Regions from separate parts of the Homo sapiens genome. Here region 1 is linked to region 2. Evidence: read pairs that join two places in POLR2A ChIA-PET (ENCODE). Cell type or tissue: endothelial cell of umbilical vein. All regions are shown on one strand. Links, peaks and the distances in the headings refer to the core of each region. The heading gives the core; the rest is flanking DNA.

Evidence for each region. Peaks named below come from ENCODE experiments on the same cell type or tissue, not always from the same donor. Only the 100,000 strongest peaks of a DNase experiment are listed, where the experiment ranks them.
Region 1: POLR2A ChIA-PET joins it to region 2 with 5 read pairs; 7 of 35 experiments call an interaction of 5 or more read pairs at or near these places.

Annotation. Positions count from the first base shown.
Region 1 is chr1:100,957,725-100,963,114 of GRCh38, reverse strand. It overlaps SLC30A7 (solute carrier family 30 member 7), which reads right to left. Exons shown (of 11, transcript NM_133496.5): 9 at 1,197-1,287. Among named protein-coding and RNA genes, the nearest start is that of SLC30A7, 64 kb to the right of the region's middle. In endothelial cell of umbilical vein, for the core only: no CTCF peak of the experiment used is centred there; a DNase peak (open chromatin) is centred at 3,274; H3K27ac peaks cover 1,724 bases.
Region 2 is chr1:101,010,552-101,015,941 of GRCh38, reverse strand. DPH5 (diphthamide biosynthesis 5) reads left to right here. Exons shown (of 8, transcript NM_015958.3): 4 at 2,124-2,232. Among named protein-coding and RNA genes, the nearest start is that of DPH5, 13 kb to the left of the region's middle. In endothelial cell of umbilical vein, for the core only: no CTCF peak of the experiment used is centred there; no DNase peak of the experiment used is centred there.

The sequences.
Region 1 (5,390 bases), core at 268-5,267, 53 kb after region 2:
AAGATTTTCATATCCAACTACTTAAGTAACATTTCTCCTAGAAGTATAGTAGCCATTTCCATTTTAACATATCCAGAATAGAACTCTTCATTTGGGGAGATTTTCCATCCTCAAACCTGTACCAACAAGGCCTCAGTCTCAGTAAGTGGCATTACCATCTACCAAGTAATAAGCCAACACTTTCTCTCCCCTCTGCTAATATAATCCACTCCCAAAAACATATCCCAAATGTGAAGAAGAATATTTATCTTCACCGTTACAACTGTAATCTAAACCACCATTGTTTTTCATTTAGAGGACAATAACTTCATAACTGGTTTTCTTTGCTTTCATCCTCGCTAGAATATGTTCTCTTCATAGAAAACACAATAATCTCTTAAAAACATAGGATTTATGACACTTCTATTGCCTAAAAGCTTTCCAATGCTTCCCACTGAGTTAGAATTAAATCTAAATCTATGACCCAAAACCCTAAGTGATCTTGCTCCTGCCATTCTCTCCAGGCTTTCAAGCCATTCTTCCCTTTATTTAATATGCTCCAGCCACAATGGCCTTTTTTATTCTGTTCTTCAAACACAAATTAAATCCAGCCATAGCACTTTTACATTAGCAATTTCCCTTGCCTGGAACATTCTTCTCCAGTATTTTCATATGGCTAGCTCTTTCTTGTCTTCAAGGTTTCAATTTCCTTGAATATAACTTCCTTAGTGAATCTAAGGTAGCCATCCATGACTATCACATCACTTTGTTTTATTTCTACTATATTCTCATTGATATTTTCTTATTTATCTACTTACTGTTTAGTTACTGTATTTCCCCACTGGACTGTAAGTCCCATGAAACAGAGGCACTGTCTGTCTTGTTTACCATCACCTCCCCAGTACTTTAGAAGAGTATCTGGTAGAGTGGGAGCTCAAAAACTCTATGTTGAATGAATATCTCTGCTATAGATATTCTATATTTTTAAAAACTGCTCAATTTCTAGATCAGAACAATTTCTACCACATTTTCTTTAGTAAAGTTCAATATTTTCCGACAATTTTATTCTGGTTTGTATAAATGACATTTCATGGTCAGCATTCAATCTTGGAAGAAACAGTCAATTATACACACATGTTACCCATATTTGTGAAAGCTGAAAATCAAGAGATTGAAAACAGCATAAAATCCAATGGTTTGGAGTATTTGAAACTCACCCTCTGATAGCACTGAGGCAGACTATTTTCTAATAGGGGAGGAGTTCTCTGCATTAATATTCCAACAGATTCTCTTAAAAGAGGAATAACACTAAGGAAAAGGAAGACAACAATTTATTAAAGTCACATTCTGCTAATCCCATCCAGCAAGAAAGTAATAATATGCCTCCCTACGGTAGAATATAATAGGACTTACGGGAATAATATGAGAAAAAACAATCAACCAGTCATTGTTTTAGATTTTCCACGTGATCAGTAAATTATCTGAAGTAAAAATAAAAGAGCTAGAGAAAATGTATTAATGTATGAAAGAGTAAAGCTATAAAACTGAAATAATATCATATCATCTAAACCCAGCACATTTTCAACTGTTAGTTAAAATATGACTCCACGTGGTCAGAACCTTCCAAAGTAATCATAGTAGCACTGATAAGGAAAATACAAAAAAATGAATACATCAGCCTATTTGTCCAATATCAGTCATATTTCATTACTTAAAAAATATAGAAGCCTGGCGATAACCACAGATGCAGTGAAATGAACTCAGCTCCTCTAGGGATGGTGCCCAAAAGTCTGCATGTGTTGATGTAACTAGTCCTCAATTAGTATTTGAAACTACTGCTTTAGGCTATTTGGATGATTAAATGTACACAAAACAGGCCGGGCGCGGTGGCTCATGCCTGTAATCCCAGCACTTTGGGAAGCCAAGGCGGGTGGATCACAAGGTCAGGATATCGAGACCATCCTGGCTAACACGGTGAAACCCCGTCTCCACTAAAAATACAAAAAAAAAAAAATCAGCCGGGCATGGTGGCGGGCGCCTGTAGTCCCAGCTACTGGGGAGGCTGAGGCAGGAGAATGGCATGAACCTGGGAGGCGGAGCTTGCAGTGAGCCGAGATCGCACCACTGCACTCTAGCCTGGGTGACAGAGCGAGACTCTCCGTCTAAAAAAAAAAAAAAAAAAAAAAAACACACAAAACAATTAATAGTAGAATGGTGAGGGTGACTCTAATGCAATGCCTTTCTAATCTAGCACATATCCAATTCACCTTAGAGTTTTATTTTGTTTTCACTTCTGATATATTGAATCAGAATCTTTGAGGGAATGTCCAAAAAGCTCTCCATGTGATTCCAATGATTCAGACTGGTAATGTACTGTTCTACTGCTTGAAGTAGATTGAGAGGGGAGGTCAGAAATAGCTTCACTACACTTAATAGCTTAAATCAGTGCTCACTTTTAAACTTACAGAATTTCAAAATTTTCAAAGTAAAACTTCAGATAATAGCTGTAGGTGAAGAAGATAAAAAGAACATCCATCTTTCAAGGAAGAGCTCATAAGAAGAGTAGAAGCAAGTATACTTTCAGGACTGGTGTTATTTTGACAGATGGAAAGGAAAGAGAGGTACCAAGAAAGACCCAAAAGAATAGAGACAATGCTTATCTGGCTCACTATTATATTCTCAAGGTCTAGCAAAGTGCTGGTCATAAAGTGGGCCCAATTGTTGGTTAAACGAATGACAGAAAGATAATCAAATGTTTCAGACTCTGCCCTGAAGAAGGGCACAGGGCACAGGAAAGAAATGAGGAGACTGTTTTCATACTTTAAGTGCATAGTGATAAGAATTTGGACAAGGAGGGTAACCATAGGAACAAAGACAAATAGGAAAATTAAGCAAATAGAAATAACTGGTGTCTAACTGGATCTAATGAAAGACACAGTGAGAGCAATGTTAAGGACAAACAGATTACTAAAAAATATGGAGAAGATGGCAGTGATGAGGATAGAAAGCTAAATGTGGACAGGAGTTTCAGTCACATTCAAGTAAAAATATTATTTAGTCAATAGTGATTTAAGAACCAAGAAAAATTAGATGTCACCCTTAATTCCTTTTTCTCCCTTAAATCACCAAGTTCTCGTGATTTAATATCCTAAATATTTCTTGACTCAGTTCCTTCCCCTTCATTGTACTATGCATGTCCACAATAATATCCGTATCTTTTACGTGGATTATTATAATAGCTTCCTAAGTGGTCCCTTCAGCTCTAGTCTTATTTCCTCAAGTCCACGTAACAGGCAGCTTCAGTGATGGCTCCCAATGACCCTGCCCTATGTAGTATTCATGCCCTATGTAAAGTTTCAGGACTTAGTGACTTGCTGCTAATGAACAGAGTATGACAAAGTGATGAGACATCACTGCCAAGATTAAGTAAAAAGACTCTGGCCTCTGTCTTGTATACCCTCCTCGTTTGCTTTCACTTGCTCTCTCATAGCTGCTGTGTTGTGAGCTGTGCTATAGTGAGGAACATGTGGCAAGAAATTGAAGGATACTTCTTGAGAAATACTAGACAGACCCTCAGTTCAACAGCCCAAAAGGAACATAATCCTGTCAGTAACCACTTGAGTGAGCTCAGAAGTAGATTCTCCCCCAAATGAACCTTGGAATAACTGCAGCCCCGGCTGCTACCTTGATTACTGCCTTGTGAGAGATCCTGAGCCAGGCAACATAGTTAGCTATGCCCAGGTTCCTAAACCACAGAACGTATAAGATAATAATGTGTATTATTTTAGCTACTAGGTTTTTGGGTACTTCATTATGTATCCACAGATAACTAATACAACCATATTTTATAGAGACGTTAGACTAATCTACATAAAATAGGTATGTGACCCTATCCCTTTACCACTAAGAAATGTGTCAAAAGCTCCCCACTGCCTAGGGAATTAAGTGCTGGCTCTTTAACACAGTATATTTTTGGATCTGGCCCCTCTACCTTCACCTCCTATTAATCCTTGCTTCATATTTTAAACTCTCCAAATATAACATACTTGTACTTTACCTTATGCTGTTTATTACTTTCATGGTTTTGCTCAAACTATAACTTCTGCTTAGAATGTCCCTAAGCTGCCCTATAGTCTTACACTCCTTCTTTAAAATTTCAAGTGTCACCTCTTTTAGGGTATATTTCCTGATCCCAAACTGTCTTCTACACTGTATGAAGTGTCTTCTCTGTGTTCCTATGAAAAAAATCTGTGCTACCTATACTATTACTACATTGCGTGATAATTACCAGATTGTGTTTCCCCCTCCCTCTAACCAGAAAGCTGCTTTAAGGTAGGAATTATCTTATTTATGTTTGTAAACCCAGCATCTCAGATGGTGTTTGGCAAATAAATGTTTATGGAACAGAATTTGTAGCTGAATCTGTTAAACATAATTAATTCATAAATTTTAAAAGTATATCTAAGGCTAGGGATCAATACTAAATCTTAAATAATATATGGAATCATTAGCAGTTAAGAAAAGAAAGTAAAGTAAAGAAAGTAAAGTCACAGTAAGTAAAACATCTGGAAAAAGGGGAAACATTTCCAGCAACAGTAAATGCCTCAATGAAGAAAAACAGAAACAGAAAAAGGCCATTAGATTAAACAATGCAAATACTGGCCGGGTGCGGTGGCTCACGCCTGTAATCCCAGCACTTTGGGAGGCCAAGGCGGGTGGATCATGAGGTCAGGGGATCGAGACCATCCTGGCTAACACGGTGAAATCCCGTCTCCACTAAAAATATAAAAAATTAGCTGGGCGTGATGGCCGGCGCCTGTGGTCCCAGCTACTCAGGAGGCTGAGGCAGGAGAATGGCGTGAACCCGGGAGGTGGAGCTTGCAGTGAGCCGAGATAGGGCCACTGCACTCCAGCCTGGGTGACAGAGCGAGACTCCATCTCAAAAAAAAAAGAAAACAACAACAACGCAAATATTGTTTGAGGCCATCCACTGTAACATTTCAGGAACAGTAAAAGCCAGGTTGGAGAAAGAGAAAAAAAATGAGTAGAAAACAACTGCAAATGGACTTAAGGATTTTGACAGTGAAGAATATTGGTTATTCATTCATCTAAACTAAAGAGTGGGATCTGTTTCTACCTACTGTGTTGCTATTAAATAGCTGAAGACTTCCTGTGTTTACAAAAAAGGCAAAGAAAAAAATGATGGCATATTAATTAGGTACAATTCAACCATCATTTTTCTTTACTCTCTCCATCCTCATTTCTCAGGAAAAAAAAAGAATCCATCACAGAATGTTTTCATATATTAAACTTAAAATTTTTATCTTTTCCTAACTGTACTCAGAAAATGGGCACAAAAATTGTTCTCCTTGAATTATGTTTGAGAATTAGAAAAAAGGTTTTTTTCCTAC
Region 2 (5,390 bases), core at 166-5,165:
TTCCCTTAAGCTAAAGTCTAATCCAGGGCAAGGCTCGAACTCTCTTCAAGTCTATGAAGGCTGACAGGGGTGAGGAAGCTGCAGAAAAATTGTTCCAAGCTAGCCGAGGTTGGTTCATGAGGTTTAAGGAAAAAAGTTGTCTCTATAACATAAATGTATGAGCTGTGGAAACAAGTTATCCAGAAGGTCTAGCTAAGGTAACTGATGAATCACTACACAGTAGATTTTCAGTGTGGATGAAACAGCCTTCTATTGGAAGAGGATGCCTTGTAGGACTTTAATTGCTAGAGAGGAGAAGTGAATGCCGGACTTAAAAGGACTGGCTAACTCTTGGTAGGGCTAATGCAGCTGGTGACTCTAGATTGAAGCCAGTGCTCATATATATAGCCTTATGAAAATCCTAGGTCCTGTAAGAATTATGCTAAATCTATTCTCCCTGTGCGCTGTAAGTGGAACAAGAAAAGCTGAATGACAGCACATCTGTTTACAGCATGGTTCACTGAATATTTTAAACCCACCCTTGAGACCTGCTGCTCAAAAACATAGATTTCTTTCAAAACATTATTGCCATTGACAATGCACTTGGTCACCCAAGAGCTCAGGCAGTGTACAAGAAGATTACTATTGTTTTTATGCCTGCTAACCCAACACCTATTCTACAGCCCATGGATCAAGGAGTAATTTTGACTTTCAAGTCTTTCTATCTAAGAAATATATTTTGTGAGGCTGTAGCTGCCCTAGATAGTGATTTCTCTGATGAGTCTGGGCAAAGTAAATTGAAAACCTTCTGGAAAGGATTCACCATTCTAGATGTCATTTAAAATATTCATGATTCATGAGAAGAGGTGAAAATACCCACATTAATGGGAGTTTGGGAGGGGTCGATTCCAACCCTCCTGAATGACTTTGAGGGCTTCAAGACTTCACTGCAGGAAGTAACTGTAGATATGGTAGAAATACCAAGAGAACTAGAATTAGAAGTGGAGCCTGAAGATATGAAGGAATTACTTCAATCTTAGGATAAAACTTGAACAGATGAAGAGTTGCTTCTTATGGACAGGCAAAGAAAGTGGTTTCATGAGATGAAATCTATTCTTGATGAAGATGCTGTGAACATTGTTGAGATGACAACAAAGGATTTAGAATATCATATAAACTTAGTTGATAGATTACTAGCAGGGTTTGAGAAGATTGGCTCCAGTTTTGAAAGAGGTTCCACTGTGGGTAAAATGGTATCACACAATGTTGCATGCTACAGAGAAATCTTTCATGAAAGGAAAAGTCAATCAATGCAGCAAATTTCATTGTTTTATTTTAAGAAATTGCCACAGCCACCCCCATCTTTAGCAACCACCACCCTGATCAGTTAGCAGCCATCAACATGGAGCCAAGACCATCCACTAGCAAAAAGATTAAACTCACTGAAGGCTCAGATGATTGTTGGCATTTTGTAGCAATAAAGTGTTTTTAAACTAAGGTATGCACATTTTCTCGACATAATGCTGTTACACACTTAACAGACTACAGTATAGTATAAACATAACTTTTATATGCACTAAGAAACCAAAAAAATTAATGTGGCTGGCTATATTTTGATATTCACATTATTGTGGTTATCTTGACCCAAACTTGCAATATCTTCATGGTATACGTGTATATTCTGCCTTATATTTTAAATACAAAGACAAAGTCTTCAAAATAGAGCAGTGATTCTAGTTATGCCCTAATTTAGAATTTTAGAGCAGTAATTTTAAGAATTTAAAAGGGCTCTGAGACCAAAGAGCTTAAGAATTGCTGCTCAAGAGTTAAGTTGCTGAGCTTATATTTCATAGATGTCTTTTTCACGTATTTACAGGACAGTGGGCAAGTAAAGGTCCCTTTCTTAAGTAGCTGCCAAGGCTGCTTTAGGAGTGTTACAGTAGCAACTCAGCATTTTGAAGGGCATGTTTAGTCTTGCATTTTCTTGCTAAAAAGCTCAGATGAAAGCCTTATGCAGGTGTGTGGAAGAATTTGAAGAAAGGCAGTGCTCCTGCCTCTTTAATTGACATGAACTCAGGAAATATAGCTTTACTGTCTTAAAAGTGTTGTTTGCTTTAATCCAATCTAATCTTTTCTCACTACAGGGCCACAACACACAGTGATCTTGTTCTAAGAGCAACAAAGCTGGGAATTCCTTATAGAGTTATTCACAATGCCTCCATAATGAATGCTGTAGGCTGCTGTGGTTTACAGGTAATGCAACAAAGGAGGTTTTTCAGTGGAATTAAATAAAAATGTTTTATTTTTCCACAAATTGAAAATACATTTAATTGTATTTTATGAATCATAAAACATACTACTATTTGATACTAGGCTGCTTAGTATATACATAGACTGAATTTTTTAACACTAATTTTTTTATGCTAGGTTTTCCCCCTTATTGGAATCGAATGTTTAGATTTAGCTAGAAAATGATTTTAACCTTAAATCCAACTTGTACTTACATAAAAAGGAAAATATAAACTAATCCAAATGACATACTCAGCATTGTCGAGGCCCATGATTTTTCATATAGTATTGTTTTGTGTGCTGTCAAGAGCATTGTGATGCTGCATTTCTTAATAGAATCAGTATAAAAGCTAAAAGCCAGTGATATGGGCTTTTAAACCAGGTTTGCAGTTATTGATGTGTAAAGTTAGTTATTTTTGTGTCCAACAGTCTTGGTTCTGAGGGGTTAGAGTGCCCCACAATTGTTTCCAAGATTTACTTCTTAGCTACTATCATTTATATCTTTATCATTTATATCTTAGCTACTATCATTTTCCAAGCTTGGTGTTTGTATTCTGATGTTCACACATGGATAATCCATGACAACTATGACTGCTGCTTGGCTAACAGTGGTTTTAAGACATCATCAATTGTTAAGACACATTCCTATTTTCAGATATATCATAATAGGAAAACAACATGCATCTTAGAAGCTGTGAAATAAGTATTTCCCAGTGTGTCTTCCTGAAACACATAATTTAAAAATAGATATTTTCAAGAAGATACATTAGCATCAGGCACCAATGCTATGTCTGTAGCTTTAGAGGACTATATTTTCTGTATGACTTGGAGAGAATAGTTCAATTTAATTGACTAATACTGGCTTTTTATGTCAAAATGTTGCCTGTGTTTATGAAGAACTAGAGAAAAAGTATAAATGATTGACCTGACCTGACAGTATTCACCACTTGCTCTTAGTTGTTATGTTTAAATTAGCATGGAATTTTGCTATCTTTTTTGTCCAAAATGCATACTTTTTAAAAAACCTTGCCCATTCAAGTCTTTTTTTCCCATTTTGAAACCCTTCTGAACATTTCTGTGTTGGAGTAAGTCAAATGCTGTTCATAGAACTATAAAATGTTAGCACTACAAAGAATGCTATAGGGATGGAGAAAATGATGCCAAAATATGTTCCCAAGGTCATTCAGGTAGGTAGATGGAGCTAAAACTCTTGATCCCTAGTCCAGTATTCTTCCCTTCTGGGGGTGTCCAAGGGAGAGAGTACAGTCATGGGTTCTTAGTTTCTGTTGCTGGTTCGGCCAGTAAAGCCCCTTCCTCATCCCTCTTTTCTGCTTATCACTAGAGACAGAAACTAAAAACCATGGCTTCAGGCTGCTAAAAGCCTAAAACAAAACAAAACAGAAAAACAACAACAAAATAAGGCAGACTGGACAAGCTTGTGACAATGCTGCCTTTTAAGAACTGATGACGGATGGCTGGGCGTGGTAGCTCACGCCTGTAATCCCAGCACTTTGGGAGGCCGAGGCAGGTGGATCACCTGAAGTCAGAAATTCAAGAACAGCCTGGCCAACATGGTGAAACCCCGTCTCTACTAAAAATACAAGAATTAGCTGGGCGTGGTGGCAGGGACCTGTAATCCCAGCTACTGGGGAGGCTGAGGCAGGAGAATCACCCTAATCCACAAGGCGGAGGTTGCAGTGAGCTGAGATCGCGCCATTGCACTCCAGCCTGGGTGACAAGAGTGAAAACTCCATCTCAAAAAAAAAAAAAAAAAAAAAGAATTGATAATTGCTAGAAGAAAGAAAAAAAGGAGAGAAATTATCATTTGATAAATAAAGATATGTAAACCTTAAGCTAATAGGACATACATTTTTACCATATTTCATATAATTTTGTGTCTTGTAAAGAAAGTTAACTAGCCCTTTCTCCATATTTTGCTCTAAATTAAGCTATTTTTAATTAATTTTTTTGCTTCTTTATTAAGCATAAAAATAGAACACATCCCATATAAATCTGTTTTATAGACTGGTTAAAACTAAACCTGGGTGACCCTGTCCTTCTGATCCTCCACACTGATAGACAGGTAAAGTGTAATTGTTCTCGTGTCTAAATTGGGTGAAGGTATTTGAGTGGGAATTTACGGTGAGAATTAGCAGTCTTTATGTAAGCACCTACAGTCATATCCACATATATTATTTTTCAAAAAACTTTCTCACAATTGTGTATGGGATTTCTCTAAACAGCCACACACCATTTTCCCCCCAGCTTAGTTTTATTATCTAATCTGGATATGAAATGGCTATTTGTGTGAAAAACAGGAGGTGCCTTTTAAGGTTCTGTCTTATATAGTGATCACATTTCTATGAAGATATACTTCTTATACCACTGAAATTATTCATATCAGAAGAGGTAATTGTTGATTCATTTTTGTACAGTTTTTTAACATAAAAAGCATTAAAAATCATATGCATGACACACTTAAATTTTAAAATAAATGTATAGATATCCTGCATAATGCAAGTACTTTGACAAAGTCTTCTTCCTTATAATAGCTGGCCTTTTTCTCTTTACTTTTTGGACTAGCGCTTATGGAAGAAAAAATAACCTAAATCTGTGGTTCTCAGACTTAGTATTTATTAGAATCACCTAGAGGGCTTGTAAGACAGGTTGCTGGGCTTCATATTCAGACTTTCTGATATAGTAGATCTGGGATGGGGTCTGAGAATTTGTATTTGTAACAAAGTCTCAGGTGATACTGAAGCTATTGCTACAGGTACCATACTTTGAGAATTACCAACCTAGACAAATTAAAAACTTAGAAAGTGAAAGAACTGTGTTGTCTTTTTTTTGGCATGGCAGGATTGGAAGAGTAGGTTTTTAATTCCCAGTATACACTTGTTAAATGTAGGATGTTGAGAGGTTATCTTGCCATGCTCTCTTGCTCAATTTTTTAAAAGGGAGATAAGAACCACTGTGAAAAGGCATTCTGTCATCTCCATGAAAGAGCTTTCCATGAGTTCAAAAACAGCCATCAAGTTATTGAACAGAGTAGATTAAAGAGTAGCAGTATGAAATTTCTAACCTAGAAATAGACAGACTTTTCAGCTATCAATTTATCAACC